2 separate regions of the Homo sapiens genome follow, and region 2 is linked to region 1. A link is an interaction called in ENCODE POLR2A ChIA-PET data of the cell type or tissue named here. Cell type or tissue: PC-9. All regions are shown on one strand.

Evidence for each region. ChIA-PET counts read pairs that join two places held together with the same protein. Peaks named below come from ENCODE experiments on the same cell type or tissue, not always from the same donor. Only the 100,000 strongest peaks of a DNase experiment are listed, where the experiment ranks them.
Region 2: POLR2A ChIA-PET joins it to region 1 with 38 read pairs; 2 of 35 experiments call an interaction of 5 or more read pairs at or near these places.

What each region holds. Positions count from the first base shown.
Region 1 is chr12:98,609,666-98,612,165 of GRCh38, forward strand. No RefSeq gene overlaps it. Among named protein-coding and RNA genes, the nearest start is that of SNORA53, 11 kb to the left of the region's middle. RefSeq lists a silencer at 992-1,192. In PC-9, no CTCF peak of the experiment used is centred here; no DNase peak of the experiment used is centred here.
Region 2 is chr12:98,417,322-98,419,821 of GRCh38, forward strand. It overlaps the pseudogene RNU4-41P. Among named protein-coding and RNA genes, the nearest start is that of TRD-GTC1-1, 85 kb to the right of the region's middle. In PC-9, no CTCF peak of the experiment used is centred here; a DNase peak (open chromatin) is centred at 1,490; H3K4me3 peaks cover 701 bases; H3K27ac peaks cover 1,441 bases.

The sequences.
Region 1 (2,500 bases):
GTAGAGCTGAAATTCACCATGCTGGCCAGGCTGGTCTCAAACTCATTAGCTCAAGTGATCTGCCTGCCTCAGCCTCCCAAAATGCTGGGATTACAGGTGTGAGCCACTGTTCCTGGCTATCAATTTTTCAAATAAGACAGAACATATGAAATATTTCCTGGCAATAGCTTGGAGAAGGTGAACCAAGTCAGAGTACATAGTTAACTTTTCCATGGCAAAAAGCCCAAGGATTGGTGATGAGCCACTCTGATATAAGTATTCATAAACTCAGCCGGGCATGGTGGCTCACGCCTATAATCCCAGCACTCTGGGAGGCCGAGGCGGGCAGATCACGAGGTCAGGAGATAGAGACCATCCTGGCTAACACGGTGAAATCCCGTCTCTACTAAAAACAACAACAAAAAAATTAGCCAGGTGTCGTGGTGGGGGCCTGTAGTCCCAGCGACTCGAGAGGCTGAGGCAGGAGAATGGCGTGAACCCGGGAGGCGGAGCTTGCAGTGAGCCGAGATTGCACCACTGCACTCCAGCCTGGGCGACAGAGCCAGACTCCCTCTCAAAAAAATATAAGAGGCCCGGCGCGGTGGCTCATGCCTGTAATCCCAGCACTTTGGGAGGCTGAGGCGGGTGGATCGCCTGAGGTCAGGAGTTCGAGGCTAGCCTGGCCAACATGGTGAAACCCCATCTCTACTAAGAATACAAAAATTAGCTGGGCATGGTGGCGCAATCCTGTAATCCCAGCTACTCGGGAGGCTGAGGCAGGAGAATCACTTGAACCCGGGAGGCGGAGGTTGCAGTGAGCCGAGATCGTGCCATTGCACTCCAGCCTGGGCTACAAGAGCGAAACTCCGTCTCAAAAAAACAAAAATAAATAAATAAAAAATAAAAATAAAAGAGAATTCATAAACTCGCCAGGCACAGTGGCTGACACTTGTGATCCCAGCATTTTGGGAGGCCAAGGCAGGAGGATTGCTTGACTTCAGGAGTTCGAGACCACTCTGGGCAGTATAGGCAGACTTCATCTCTACCAAAAAAAAAAAAAAAAAAAAAAAATTAAAAAAGTAGTTAGGGTTGGTGGTGAATTCATGTAGTCCTAGCTACTCAGGAGGCTGAGTGGGAGGATTGCTTGAGGTCAGGAGACAAGAGGCTGCAGTGAGGCATGATCATGCCACTGCACTCCAGCTTGGGCAACAAAATAAGACCCTGTCTCAAAACAACAACAACAACAACAACAACAACAACAACAAACACACAGAATTCATAAACTCTTATTTTTGAGGTGACCAGCTCTGTGGATCTGGATATCCTTCACGCTAGGCATTTGAAACTGGGGCTAATGCTGTGTGGGTTTACTTTAGGTTATTATAGTGTACTTAAAAACATATATTGATGAGAGATTACACATATAAACACAAATATTTCAAGTGTATACTGTAATGCCAGAACTCTGGGAGGCCAAAGCAGAAGAATCACTTGAACCCAGGAGTTCAAGACCAGCCTGGGCAGCATAGGGAGATTCCATCTCTACCAAAAAAAAGAAAAAAAAAGAAAAAAAGAAAAAAGAAATTAGCCAGGCATGGTGGCTTGAGACTGTAGTCCCAGCTACTCAGGAAGCTGAGGTGGAAGGATCATTTGAGTCCAGGAGGTCAAGGCTGCTGTGAGCCATGATCACACCACCGCACTCCAGCCTGGGTGAAAAAGTGAGAACCTGTCTCAAAAATAAAAATAAATAAAAATTTAAAAAGTGTACCCTTTGATGAGTTTTGACATATATCTATCACAATGAAGATAATAAACATCCTTCACTCCTTTTCCTTGTGGCTCTTTGTAATCTATACCTGTCTCCATCTCTATCTACAGTTGTGATGGATAATTTTGTTTCAAGCTGCCTGGGCTAAGGGATGCCCAGATAGCTGGTAAAACATTATTTCTGGGTGTGTCTGTGACAGTGTTTCCAGAAGAGCTTAGCATTTGACTTGGTAGACTGCATAAAGAAGATCACTTTCGTTAATGTGGGTGAGCATCATCCCATCCATTGAGGGCCTGGATAGAAAAAAGGCAGAAGGGTGAATCTGCTACTCTTTGAACTGGGACATCTATCTTCTCCTGCCCTCAGACATCAGTGTTCCTGGTTTTGGGCCTTTGGTCTTTCACGAGGGCTTAGGCCATCACTTCCTTTGGTTGTCAGGCCTTCAGACTCACTCTGAATTAAACCACTGGCTTTCCTAGTTTTCCAGTTTGCAGATGAAAGATTGTGTGATTCTTGGCCTCCATAATCATGTGAGCCAATTCCTAGAATCTATCTATCTATCTATCTATCTATCTATCTATCTAATCTATCCACCCATCCATCCACCACCCACCTACCTACCTACCTACCTACCTATCAATCATCTGTCTATCCATCCATCCTATTGGCTCTGTTTCTCTGGAGAATCCTAATGCAACAGGCAACCACTGATCTACTTTCTGTCACTTTAGATTATTTTGCATTTTCTAAAGT
Region 2 (2,500 bases), 190 kb before region 1:
CAGGACTGAAGTCAGTCACCAAGCTGCCAGGGCTTTCTTTTTCTCTCTCAGCCTTCACCTTTTTAATAACATGTCCTATGAATTACCCAATTTATACTTTTCTTTATTGACTCATTTGTCTGCATATGAGGATGTGCTTTAGAGGCAGACAAGTCCCATCTCTATCACTTACTAGCCATGTGACCTTGAGCAAGTTGCTCAATGTCTCTGAGTCTTGGTTTCCTCCTCCCTAAAATGAGGCTGGTGCATACTCTATGCAAAGCCTTACTTGAGATAATGGCATCCTCAGCAATGCCTTGGACGTCGTAGATGCTCCATTAATGTTACTCCTGTCCTCCCCAAATCCCATCTCTACCCCATTCCTTATCAGCTTTGCACCATTTCGTGCAAAGGCCTTGAATCTACAGTGACATCTCTGAACCTTATTTTTATAGCTCTTAGCACAGCTCCAGGTGCCTAAAAACACTTTAAAAATTAATTTAAAGGATGTTATCTCTGCTCCTTTTTCTGTTCTTCAGTTCCTCCCCTTATTTCCTTATTGCCTTCGTTTTTTGTTGTTGTTTTTTTTTCAGTTCAGTTTCAATACAGACTGCAAAAATTGCCCATGCCGACTATATTTTAAATCATCATGGCAGGGTATTGGGAAACATTTTCAACTAGCCATAATCGGGCCTCGGATAAACCTCATGGGCTACCATACTGCCACTGTGCAAAGCTACCATTATTTCTTATACTTTTCTATCCCCTTTTCCTGCAGGAAATTCAGACCTGTAAGTAACAACGATTGTAATAAACTACATTTCTAGACCCCTTTGTAGCTTATAAAATGCTTTTGACAAAAGAAAAAAAAGAACCTGAGAGGCAAGTACTATTACTCTCCTGTTTACAGATTAGCAAACTGAGGCTTAGAGAAGCCATGTGCCTGATTCAAAATCAGAAGACTAGTAATGAATGAGAACCAATGCTTTGAGTCTCTGCTCTGCTCTAAAACAGCTTTCCTCAGATACTCAAACCCAGATGTCAATACATCCCCATGCTTCACACACCAAGGGTCATGGATCAGGCCTCTTGACCAGATGTTGCTATTGAGACAAGCAGCTGTCATTTGTAATATCCTGTGCTGTCCCCCAGGGTCCATGGCTCAGTTTCACTTTAAATCCAGCCACAGCTCTTGCCAGACCAATGAGAAACTCCCATTTGAGGTGGAACCACTGAAATCTGATTCAGAGCTCTCTGCTAGTTCTTCCTCTGACTGTCAATTCAGCTTAAGCCCTGGCAGCTGGACTTAGTCGGGGCTGGATAACTCTAACTTCCCTTGACTTGCCATCTCCTTCCCCATTGCCCAAAGAAGGAATGCCAAATGGACTCACACTTGTCGCCCTTTGGAATCCCTTACGTGTCATTGCCTAAGCAGAAATTACAAATAAGGCTTTGGTATTTAATTCAGACCAGTACCAAAATATTTCCCTGTCTAGAGTTCTTCCATGAAGAAAGCATTTATAGTATGCAGATGGTGGGGGCGTGGGCCTGCAGGCGGCCCAGGAATGCAAGTCAACAGCCTTGAGTCTTACTAGAAGAGGGGTGTGGACACCGGGCGCCTTTCCAGGGTAACCCAAGTAGGTGGAGTTTGTGGTAAGGCAGAAAAAGGCTAGGACTTGGGGCCAGCAGAGCCAGGTTTAAATGCTAGTTCCCATGTTGACAGGGTGAGTTGCACATGGTGAGTTGCTGCATGCTAAGCATTCAGTCTCTCCTAAGCTCTTCTTCGTAAAAAAAAGCAATGCCTGTCCTGCCCTTCTCTTTAGGGTGGTCTCGAGGTAATGGACATAAAAGCACTTTAGAAACTGGAAATCGCCAGACAAGTATAGGCTGTTAATATTACAGTGCAATGTCTAAAGTCTGTGATAAATTTTTCAGGCAGATTCACTATGCATTCCAATTCTCTTTGGTCTTTGTTTTTCTTCCAGTTCCCTTAATCTGTCTCCCTGCACAAGCTCAAAGTTGCCGAAGAATAGGTCTGCGTTTGTTTCATATTTCACACACTTCTTCAAGCAGTATTCCAACTCAAAAAGATAGTCTGAGGAAGCTTAAGTGATTGAAAGGAGAAGGAAAACACTTGGCTCAAAATATGATTTTTGGTTTTTGTTTCTCTAGTCTAGAGGAAAATTTTAGATTTTGATTTGGAGGAGAAAAAACAGAAAAGTTAGAGAAATTGAAGCCAGGCGTGGTGGCTGATGCATGTAATCCCAGCACTTTGGAGGTGTAAGGAACATGGCTGTGCTGCAGCCAAGCAGGCATAGGGCAGCAGGCATAGACCGAGGAAAACAGCCTAGAAGACTCAGCAGGATTGGGGCGCACGCACACACTCCCATGTCTCATATAATCATAGCCATGTAGACACAACATAGAGAAGCTCCCCACCTGGCTCTCAGCCACTATTGTCTGTGTAGGTATAAATGTAACACTGACCCTGTGAGGGGCTGCTGAATAAAGCCATGTCTCA